Regions from separate parts of the Homo sapiens genome. Here region 1 is linked to region 2. Evidence: chromatin contacts called from ENCODE Hi-C data. All regions are on one chromosome and are shown on one strand. Each heading gives the region's core, a stretch centred on a gene start or an enhancer-like site at or near the end of the contact. The rest is flanking DNA. Distances are from core to core; before and after follow the strand shown.

The links. Hi-C counts contacts between places; a loop is a spot of excess contacts on that map. Pooled maps may share reads with other maps.
Region 1: a map of naive thymus-derived CD4-positive, alpha-beta T cell shows a loop between it and region 2 (36-fold over the local background). The contact joins the promoter of SIX6 here to the promoter of OTX2 in region 2. A Hi-C loop is called at or near these places in 1 of 168 maps with a recorded cell type or tissue (naive thymus-derived CD4-positive, alpha-beta T cell), 1 of 37 single-sample maps with no recorded cell type and 7 of 50 pooled maps.

Annotation. Positions count from the first base shown.
Region 1 is chr14:60,506,924-60,512,317 of GRCh38, reverse strand. It overlaps SIX6 (SIX homeobox 6), which reads right to left and starts at 3,172. Exons shown (of 2, transcript NM_007374.3): 1 at 2,348-3,172; 2 at 1-1,234. The coding sequence starts at 2,919. The coding sequence ends at 1,066. It also overlaps a transcript of C14orf39 not described here. RefSeq lists an enhancer at 533-1,304.
Region 2 is chr14:56,807,160-56,813,290 of GRCh38, reverse strand. OTX2 (orthodenticle homeobox 2) reads left to right here and starts at 2,812. Exons shown (of 5, transcript NM_021728.4): 1 at 2,812-2,915; 2 at 3,069-3,132. OTX2-AS1 (OTX2 antisense RNA 1) reads right to left here and starts at 133. Exons shown (of 4, transcript NR_029385.2): 1 at 1-133. RefSeq lists an enhancer at 540-1,432.

The DNA of each region.
Region 1 (5,394 bases), core at 1,923-4,422, 3.7 Mb before region 2:
TGAAGGAGACAGAAAGCCTTTCTTGCTGCAGAGCCTGAGTCAGGATAGTTTTGCATTTTTAGAAAATAGGACTCACTTATTGAGTCCCATAGTTTGGCTTCCTAAATTGCTCCTGAAAGCTGTTGACACTTCATGTAAACGAGTGTCAAGTGGACAAGCCATAATTACCTGTGCTGGGGATGCGGGGACTTGCCTTAGAGAGGACGCTCACATGTTGCCAATTTCTAGCCTTAAATATATCACGTGTATGCATACATACATATGTTTGTATAGGTACATACATATGTTTGTATAGGTACATACATATATGCACATACGTGTAATTTGACGTGGGAGGTGGTTATAGACCTACCATAGGTTGTTTAAAACATATACCAGGAAGCACCAAAGAAGGCAAAAGATATATAGGTAAGACCTTCCGGAGACCATTTGCTCAAGGGTCCCTGCATGCCTGGTGAAGGGAATGATATTAATAATAATAAGAAGAAAAGGAATCTGAGAGCAGCTCCCTTAATTAAGAAGGTTGCCCACTAGGTTGTTTTATTGTTTGGCTTCTCCACACAGAACCCATCACCACCAGCCTGCATGTTTAGAAACAGCAAGTTCCCCAAGCTACAGAGAAACCTACCATGGCGGTCTCTTAAATAAGTAAATAAACAGCATATATATGTTTTGTTAAAAAAAAACTTTAAAGCGAAAGTTATACATATGTAACAGCGTCCTTTCGACGTGAAATACCCATGGGAGAATCTGGGCAGGCGCTCAGCTTGCAGTTCGGGTTCCGAAGGAGACTTTGCAGCAAAATCCTTAGGAAAAAGCAAAGCAAGAAGAACGTGGTGCTGGGTCAGGCCTCACCGCTGGTTCCCGTGGTCGCGGCCAAAGGGCGCCAGTGAAGCCAGGCCGGCCGCGGGGTGGGGCGGGAAACGGCAACCCGAGCCCGCGGGTCCCTGGTCACCTGGCTTCTGTGGCGCTGGATTTGCAGGTCTCTCATCTTCTTCCCCTCTTTCATTTTGTTTTTCTCGTTTTTACACTGGAATCTGCTTCTGAGCATCCTGGATGGGCAACTCAGATGTCGCACTCGCTGTCGCTGGACGTGATGGAGATGGCTGAAGTGGCCGCCTTGCTGGATAGACTGGCGGCCGGGCTGGTGGCGACGCCCAGCACCTCTGGCGTGCCGTCGCCCTCCGCCCGTAGTGCCCGCCCGGAACCCTGTGACAGGACCTGCTGCTGGAGTCTACGGGGAAGAAAGGGAACACGGGTCACAGCTCGTAACACAGCCGCCCGTCGCCCGCCCCCACCACCTCCTGCGTCCCTCCAGCCCGGCGGCTAGAGGTTCTTCCGAAGACCCCAGCAGTTAAGGCGAGGATTACTCGGCAAGGCGACAGAGGTCGGGCAGGAGTCCGCGGCCGCCCCTCCGCGGGTCCCTACTGTTGTGCCCCACCATGATTCGCGCCCTTTCTCAGCGCCGCAGCTCCCAGGTCTTTTATATACTGGGCTTGCAGTGTCCTCCCTGTTTGTTGTGCACTTTTGGGAGATTTACAGGACTGTCAGGAAATAAACGAAGTGTGGGTGACAAGGACAGATCGGTCCCAGGGACATGGGATACCATTTCTAACGGTGCGTCTGCCTGGGGCTTACGCCTGAGCAAGTGCTCCCGCGATCGCGTTGGATCGGGTCGGCCCGACCTAAAGGCAAAAAGGATTGTAAGGAGCATTTGGGCCTGGGGGATGAGGCCGGGCTCTTCCGCAAAATGTTTGGCTAATCGAGATCCACACTCCGGGAAACGAAAAGCCTCGGCCCACGGACTAGTTTGCTGTTTTGAGACAAGAGTGGCAGGCAGCGCATGGGAAGAGGAAAACTCGACTTCCCATTTCTCAAAAGTCCATTGAAAACTGTTTTCAAAGCATTAGGGAGGGATATACCTGGGCTTTGAAAATGATAATTAACATGAAACCGACACATTGCTAATAAGCCAGGCTTCGATTAATAGTAGGAGCCTGTGCCCAGGCTGACAAGAATTAGCTTTGGGTCTTGGGGTCCCTAACTGTTTGTAGGATTTTAATTTTTTATTTCTCTTCCCCTCTCCGTCCCAGTGAAGCCTTGGTTTGGTGACCGGGACCAGCTGCTGCAGCTGCCCGCAGGCGTGGGGAGCCAGCGGGTGGGGAAGCAGAGCCGGCAAGGGAACTCCCGGCCAGGAGCCCAGAACGCAGGGCTCTTAACCCAAGACAGACCGCGCTCCCAACTCCTGCTGAATTGGAGTCGCCAGGGACTGGGTAAGGGCGCCAGAGGTGCCTCCACCCGCCTCCTCCCCGGTGCGCTCAAAGCGCGGAGGCCTCTAGGTACCGACCTGTTCTTGGCTGCAGCCGCTCGGTCCCTTTGTCGGCGGTTTTTGAACCAGTTGCCCACCTGCGTAGGGGTCAGTCCGGTTGCCTGGGCGAGCTCACGTTTTTTGCTGGGGTTAGGGTATGGATCCTGCAGGTACCACTCGCGTAGCAGGTGCCGCGTGCGCTCCTTGAAGCAGTGTGTCTTCTGTTCGCCGTCCCAAATGGTGCGCGGCAGCGGGAACTTCTTCCTTACTCGGTACTTGTCCACAGGTCCCAGGGGTCTTCCACGCAGCTTCTCAGCCTCCTGGTAGTGTGCTTCAAGCCACAGCGCCTGCAGCTTGGCGTGCGACTCCTTGGTGAACTTGTGGTTTTCCAGGATATGATAGAGCTCGCGGTAGTTGCCACCGTGAAAGGCCACGATGGCTCGTGCGCGTAGCACCGACTCATTCTTGTTGAGGGCCTCGCAGGCCGCAGGGGCCACGGGCAGCGACCAGAGGAAGCGACCCAGGCGCTCCACATCGCCGCTCTCTTCCAGGGTCTCACATACCCCGGCCACTTGCTGGGGGCTGAAATTCAAGATGGGCAGCTGGAACATCGAGGCAGTGCCGGCGGCGGCGAGGGCACTGAGCCCGGAGCGGGACACGCAGCAGATGCCCGCGGGCCTGGCTGAGTGTGCCAGGCGCTTGTTGATGAGGCGGATTGGGGCAGCGGGACACACTACCGGGTGGCGGCGGTGGCTCAACGGCCGGGAGCGGACGACCCCGACTGGAGGAGGTGCTGGCTCCGCGGCTTGGGGTTCGGGCTCGGCTCGGCTCAGGCACGCCGGCAGGCGAGCTGGCTCCGCTATTGGGGTGGGCGGATTGGCGGCGCGGGCGCCATGGAGACCCCCTGTCAGTCACCGGGTGGCTCTGCCAATCAAAGCTTGAATCAGCACGCCAGGACTATTTCAGCACCTCCCCGTGCTCGACAGCGCCCGCCGTTAGCTCCTGGACTTTTCTTCAGTATTTTGCAGAACCTGGAGGTTGAAAAGACATGCGAGTGTCTGGGAGAAAAAGAGAGGCGAGTGCGGCAGCGTTCACTACTCCTCCCTCCCCCACCCCGCTCTACCCCTCCCTCCCTTTTTCCCACCAAATAGGCAGTGATGCCACAGGAATTCAGGAATTCACTTTGGGGCGATGCGTTGTCTCGGTCGAGAGGTCTCCAGAGGACAAAGAGGACTGGGCCAAACTGAAATGCTCCGAGAATTCGCAAGTTTAGTTGTAACGAAACAGCAAACCTTGCGGTGGGAGCAGGAAGCCGGTGGGGGGAAGCGATCTTCTCATTTTTCCCAAGTACCCATCTCTGCATGCCTCCCTCTTCCCCTTTCCAGTTGCCAAAGCAGCTGAGTGGGAAGCAAATCTGGAGCAGCAGGAACAGGACCAGGGATCTGTAGAAGAGGTCAGTTTGAACTCTAGCCTTACTCCCTTCAAAGCCCACTAAAATAATTTTAAATGCCAACAAGGACATGTTCACGTCTGATAACGCAGATGCAGACCACGAAGTCAGACACTTTAAGAAAAGAAGGGTGGGCTGTAGGGACCTCCAAATAAAGGGGGAGAAATATACTTTCTCCCCCTCCCCCAGTTTAATGGACTTGAACAAAGTGCAGCATAGCCACATCTAGAGCCGAGAAGTCATTGGTAGGTCAGGACAGCAACTTAAAAGCTTATTTCCTAGATCTTTTTTAAAATATCGACTTAACTCCTTTCCTTGTAGGCTTATTTTGCCCCTACCTTGTGTTAGAACTTATACCTCTTGAGCTGGGGATAACAACTCTAACCTTGGCATTTTAGCTCAAAAACAATTCAGTAAAAATACAATACAGAAGGGCATCCACGACAATGCGGGGGCCCAGAAAGCACTTCCTAAGCCGCTGATTATTGACCCCTCCTGTAGTGAGGAAGGAGTGGCTTGGTGGCTCTGACTTTGGGCTAGTGGAGTGAATTGGCAACTTTTATTGATTCCCAATTGGCAGTCCACATCATACCATTTTCTGAGGCCTGGGTCAAAGAAACCATGATCTCATCTGGGCCTGTGGTAGGGGTTTGTTTAGTTTGAAGAAAATAACTGGTAGGGGGCTGTATAACAAAAACGCCAGGAAAACCGTTTTGGGGAGGTCCATCCCTAGACAGAAATCAGGTGAGAACGTTCACAGCCGAACTGGACTGGACCCGACTGTCTTTTCTTTAGTATCAAGTACAATTTGTATGCGGCTTGTACAGATCTGGTAAATCAGAAGGCAGATAGATAGCACAGATGGTTGGAGGTGTCGGGTCAGATCACGCCACGCCTGAGTGCAGGGCAAAGCTCGTTCTGACGGAAAACCCTGATATTATTTTCACAGATCTTCACAGTTCACTCGAAAAAAATAGCAGAGGGGAAGAAAAAAGCCCTGAAACCATTTACATCATTTCTGTGAGATTGCCAACCGCCTCAACGGAGAGGCTTTCTTTTCTAAGAGTTCATTTTCTTGAAATACGACAAGGCAGGGGCAAAATAAAGAGGGCGATGAAGATAATGACAAAGCATAAACCTTCTTTCCCTTGGAGCGACTTCCGAATCAGCCGGAAGGACAACTTTTAGAAAGAAACATCGGATACAAGGGCCCCGAACACGCAGGCGGAGGAGAATCCGCGGTGCAGAAAAAGAGGGCCTCGGTGGCCGGGCAGGGATGAAGCCGGACCCGGGAGGGCTGCGATCCCGGAGCTTCTGGCCAGGGGAGGAAAGCACCCCCTTGCTCCAGTTTGCAGAGGTTTATTTTCCCTCTCGGGGTGGTTACTTTGCCGGCTATTGCTCGCGAAATTGCTTGGCGCTCACCCTTAGCGCGCAGAAGAGGCGGTGGGGTCCGCGGAGACCTTACAGCCCGCGAGCCGAGCCGAGAGCCGACCCCGATCCCAGCGCCTAGCTGCTGAGGTGGGAGAGGTTGTCCATGCCCCAGGAGACCACACGTCTCCCTCTCGCCCTTTTACTGGACAGTTTGGAAGCGGCACATTCGGGGAGAGCTGGTTTCTTACCCTTAATCTTTGTGAGC
Region 2 (6,131 bases), core at 1,563-4,062:
TTCACCCCCCCCCCCCTTCCTTGTCTGCCTCTCTCTGTCTCTAGTTCTCTTTCTCCTCTCTGTCTCTCTCTCTCAGATCCAATCTTTTAAGAGCTTCAGCACATTGCTAAGCTAAAGGGAAATTCTCTTTGATAAAGCGGTGTTTCCAGCTTCTGGGTTTTAAAACCTAAATCTATATTCAAATCTGGCTGAAGGTGTGTTCTGGGATTTATGAAAGCCTCTTAAAGGGGTAAATTTACCAAACCGTGACAAAATCATCACAATCTTACTTTAGACATCTGAAGTGGATGAGAATTTTAAAGAGACCCTTGTTTATTTAACACTGTCCATTTCCAACTCGTAGTTTATTGGCCCTGTATTTCTGCGAAGTTATTAGACTAGAGGGCAAAGGAGAAGCGGGAGCTGTCTGCTGCCGGCCGCTGGAAGGGCAAAACCCTCTCACGCCCCACCATGCATAAATCTGCCCCTGTCGAATAGAACAGGGGGATTTTTAGGGAGATTCAGCTGCCCCCGCCATCTGGGAGGACATCGCAAACCTCTACATCGGGCTTGAAAGGTTACCCTGGACACTGGACCCTACGGCAGATGGATCTCCCAGTCCAAAATGGTTTACTTGGTTTAGCTCACAAGCGCATGTTCTGATCATTCTCCATCCCACCCCATGCCCACTGTCCCCAAGGCCTTCCTCCGGCCTTCCCCTCTGCCAGATTCACAACGTCCATTTTTCTTTTTCGGCTCTTTTATGCTTTAAACATCATTGTGATCAAACTGGGGGAAACGTTGTCTTTTCTAGGGGTAGGAAGGAGACTCTGCTTCAGGTGATCGAGGTGGATTTGCCTTTCCTTCATCGAAAGCATCATGACTCTGACCAAGCGCACCCAACCAGTGCCTCCGACAGCCAGCGCCACGAGGGTCATAACGCCCGGGGCATTTGTTACCCCCTCCTCACCACCATCCCCATTAAAGGCTTCGGGGGCGGCCGCCAGGTGTTTCAGTACAGTGGGGGTGGGGTGAGAAAAAAGGTCGGTACTCACCCTCCCCCCCGCCCGGGCCCCTAGAAACTCTTGACTCCTGGGAACGCGACAGCCAGCGGGTCTCCGGACTGGAGCTGCTGCAGAGGGCCGGGAAGGAGCTGGGCGGGCTCCGGGCCCCTCGGGGGCTCGAGGGGCCGCCAGGGCCCAAAGCTCTAGGGACACCTGTGACAGGGGCCGCTGCCGCGGAGTCCCCAGCCCCAGGCCGAGCCCGAGCCGGAGCCCGGCTGCCGAGAGCTTGCTGCCTCGTGCGCACTCCCGTAATTCGTTAATTGCTGTAAATCCCAAGGACGGCCACATTTGAGTACACATACAGTATAAGAACCGACAACAAAGCGACGAATTAATTACCAACTTCATTAACATAGGTCCCCAAATTAAAGGCAGCGAGCTGTTTCTTTGGGCCCACTGGCCGTGGTGGTGATGGTAGTTGGTGGTGGGTGGGTGGCGGGGGGTGGGGTATTTAGGAAGAGATTTTATTTTTCTTTTCCTGCACTGGGTGTTGTGAAGCAAGAGCTGTCTTCTGCTCCCACCCCCACCCAGCTTATTCACACACACTCACCAGTTCCACTAGCCACCCCCCACCCCACACTCCGCCCAGTCTGTTTTTGCTTTTCTAGGGACTCGGATCCGTTTGAAACCTGTCCGGTCCCTGCTTTCTATGCCAGGCAAAAAAGTTGGGCTGGGGGTCGCACTCTCCGGCTCGGGCCCCCAGGTCCCATCACTTCCCAGCCTCTGGGCTCGCAGCCCGGGGCTCGGGCGGCGCCAGCCCAGGTAGCTCCAGGCCTCGCAGTGTCGGTCGTTTGGTGGCGTTTGTTCTAACACAGAAACTGTTTCCAACGGGGGCCTCCCTCGTTCGCTCTCTTCCACGATATCTTGTCGACCTCACACTCGCATCCTCGAGGCCCGATGTGGTCCCAGCTACTTCTCCTAAATGGGCCCTGAGATTAGATTCCGGGGTTCGTGTTCCCTGCAGTCTGTCGTGGGCTTCTCAATTCCAAAAAACCCCAGGAACCTACCAGAAGCCGGGGTCTCTCACTCGGGGATCATTTATTTATATGTGTAAGGATATTTATAAGGGCGTAGGGAATAGAGAAGACACTGAGTTTTAGAAAATAGTTTGTTCTTGGACTTGTGTATCTTTCTCTCTCTGTTTTCCCTACATGCCCACATCGCACTCCCAGGCCTCCCTCCTTTACCCTTTCTGGCCGTCAGCGTGCTCTGGCCCTGTCTGAGACGGCATAGTGGTGTTTTTGAGTTTCAGTCTGACTTGCTTTCTGCCTGTCATCCACACACTTATTGCTGGGGTTGAATGTGATAACCCAGTCACTCCCTAACCCGCCATTCTCCAGCATTTACTTAAATATTTTTATCTTCCATCTTACATTGCATGGGTTTCCTTTCTTCCCTTCCCTAAAAACAACAACAACAAAAAAAAAAAAAAAAAAAAGAGAGGAAAGGAAATTTCGGAGTAAAGGAAGCAGGGGAAAAGAGGGTAAGAGAAGAACTCCCTGTCCATCATTTTAATTATACAATTAGTTCACATGCTCCGGCCCATAATGTATATTTTAAGCAAAGCCCAGTGTCTTTAAAGAACATTCTGGTAATGTCGGAGGCCTGGATTTGTTGCCTGCTCGTCCCCCCGTGCAGCAGCGGCCTGTTTTCCTCCCCCTGTTGTGTGTTTTTATTATTTTCCCTCTGGCTTAGATGTGTCAATCATTCTCTCCCTGCCATTGGTTGGAGAGTTTGCGTCAAAAAGTTGCCAGAGAGGCGCTTTCTCAGCAAATCTCCCTGAGAGCGGGACCGGCCTCAGCTCCAACACAGCCTCCACTGTGATTAAAAATAAAAATTGCTAGAGCAGCCCTCACTCGCCACATCTACTTTGTATGTATTGCAGAGGGGCCCACGCGTGTTTAGAACTCTAGCCGCCTTCCTCATTTTCGTTCTTTAAAAAAAATTTTTTTTGGTTGTGTTTGACTTTTCATGGAAGGGTGAAGACTGCAAGGTTTCTAACTCAATACTCTTGATTTCTTTTAGGATAGCTGGCTATTTGGAATTTAAAGGATATTTGACTTTTTCTAACCTCCCATGAGGCTGTAAGGTAAGTGTCCGTCTGTCTTGTCTATATCCATATCTACGTGTCCCCGTGTCTGTCGGCCATCACCCCAGTACCTCCAATAGACCGACCGATGCCCCTCTGCGAACGTGGAGTTCTGTAGGCGGATGTATTTTTTCTCTTACAAATTTTGAGGTGTAATAACGATCGTTGCAAAAAGAAAAATGTGATCTAGAGATGAGAGCGGTAGTGGGAGAGAGGCAGAGAGCGTGCTCCTGGGGGTCGTCGCTTCTGCAAAACGTCGTCGAAACGCTGCGAATGTAATCTGGGGTGTTTTGGAAGGTTTTGTTTGTGGTTTTGTTTTTATGTCAACGCCGTTCTGGGCTTCTCCCGCGATCTTTGCGTTTTGGCCCCCAGATTTGGTTGGGGTCGTTTGGATGGATCCCAGGGACCTTTTTAGAGTCCGAGACAAAAAGATGCAGATGTAACTAGATGGATGGATTGAAACAACAATAATAAAAAGCCAGGCGCCTCCTTGGGCCCGCGCGCCGGAAGCTCGGTTCGCTTGCGGGTCGGCCTGGGCCGGGGGCCGCCGCTCGAGCCCCTGTCGGCCCCTGTTGAACGTGAGCGGAAACCGGAGCGGATAACCGAGGAGGCTGGGAGCGCTGGCTTCTCGTCCGCCCCGGCGCTCACTGCTCGCTCTCTTTGGCCTCCTCTCCCTCAGCCTAGCACAGCTCGGTTGTCTGTTTCTCCCAAAAGCTTCCAGATCTCCTTTTTGTTTTTAAATATCCACCACCCCCCAAAATCCAAACCACCCTGGGTTGTAATTACGCAGCCTCCCAACCCCCGGTTGTCGTGGTCCCCGACCCTGGTCACCAGGCCGAGCGAACGTGAAGAGTGTTTTTTCAACATGACTTTGCCGGGTCGCGGCCCGCCCCACGTAGCCCTCCGCGCGCACCTGGGGCGGGCAGAAGTGGCAGCTAGTGGCCCCTGCTCCGCCCAAGGCCGCGGCCGGGCCAGGGACCGGAATCCTCCCGCTGGGACCGCGGCCCCTCAGCTGTTCTCTGGCGGGGAGAGGCAGGGCTCGCCCGCGCGCTCGCGCACCCCCTTCCCAGGCTCCAGGACAATGAGGTGTCGTGGCTCGGGGCCGGGCGGGGGCCGAGGGGTTCGCCGAGGCCCAGCCTGTGCCATGGATCGGCCCAGTAAGAACCATCCGAAGGTCCCTGCCAGCGCCGGGCGCGGGCGACGGGTCGCTCTGCAAACTCCCAAGAAGTCTTCGCGTTGTTGCGTTCAAGTGACTCTTGAAATCGATGCCCGATTTCGGGACATATTTTTGGAAACCCAAGTCCCCTGTCAGGATTCCACCGAGTTGGCTTTTGCTTCCTTCACAGATAGAACTGGTGCGCGGGGAGCGAAGGCCGAGCGGCGCCGACCCTGCGGTGGTGGATTGCTTGGGGAGGGGACGGGGAAGTCGCTCCTAGAAATTCTCCCCTCCATCCTAGAGCTTCGGGGTCAGGATTTCTCCTGCTCAGCTCGGGACTTTTTACAGGCACCAAAAGTTATTAGCAACAGAGGGGAGTAGGAGAGGGAACTCCTCCCCCCAGAGTAAGGTAGACACCCAGACCTCAGCGCTAACACCGGGGCTTTCTCCCAACGATAATTAATAGTCAAGGCCAACCCTTTTGGCACGTTTCTTCCTCCCTCCCTCGCGGGTGGCAGAGTTATTTGATTCCCCGAGGCCAGAAACTTTCACTCGAGTTCGCCGGAGAGAGGCCAGCGCCGGCCGTTTTCCGCGGTGCCCACACGTCTCCTTTTTCTTTCTTTCCTCCTCTTCGTCGTCTTCCCAGCCGCAGGCCAGTCGCCAGTCCGCGTAGTTTTGTTTCCTTTCCATCATGCAGAAAATTAATCAGCCCGGACGAGAAGCAGAGAGGAGCATGGCGGCCTGTAATTAAGGGACGTGTGCCCCTCGGATTATCTCGTTAGTTTATCAAGAAAACATTTATTATAATTAATTCTCGGACGAGGTAATTATTGTTGAGCGAGGACACAGCAACTGGTAGATGGGCTTCTTGGAAGAAAAAAAAAACAAGGCGTGGGGGAGGGAGAAGCGACAGATTGCACGAATTGACCGTTAGATATAAGGCTGCGCGGGGGGCGCGGGCAGTGGAGCGGGACCTCGGGCGCCAGGCCTGCGGGGCTGCGGGGCTGCGGGGCTGCGGGGCTGCGGGGCTGCCGGGCAGGAACGCGGGACCCAGGCACTCGCGCCCGGAGGTGCGGTCGCCGACCGGCTGCCGGAACTCGCCGCGCGACCGCGGTCAGCTTCTAGGTATGAGTTCTCCAGAGGCCACCTCGTGAGCAGTCATAGTGAGGCGTGGATTTTTCAAAAGTTATTTCTTTTCCCCGTTCTGGACCCTGCTTCGAGAGGAAAAGAGCTTTGAAAGTTAGATTGAAGGGCCCATGCCTTCTATGCAGAGTGCATACCTAGGCCGGTTGTGGAGAGAATCTCTTAGTTTTGGGTTTTGGTTTTCCTCTTTTCCTTTTAAAGGTGGATCCAGGAGCAAAAGTGAAAATAGTCTATTTTGAGAATTTTAGCCATTTTGCAATGGTAAGGGCAAAGGAGCCCCTGGAAGGATCTCGGCCCTGGTGCTTTCTGTGTGTTACTGGCTTTTTATGTTGGAATGTGCTACTTTATTGTATGATGTGTCAGGCATTTCTAATTGGGTGAGAGCTCTACATGTAAGAACATTTCCATATTTCTCAAGGGTACATCTGATATGATTTTACGATTCTCTATAGCACTGTAGTTCAGAATTTTGCAAGGTAGTACGATTAAACAAAAAATCTCCAATCTCCAGTTTAGAGGCTGTTTAAACACATATACAACTGTATTTTAAAGCTGTCGCATATGTGTTTAAACAGCCTCTAAGCTGGAGATTTTTGTTTATTTTCGCAGCCTCCAAAGAACAGCATTTTGAAAAGAAAAGACAATACAAAAACATAAAGTCTGTATTGTAGGGGCAACTAAATTAGTTGTACTGAGGATA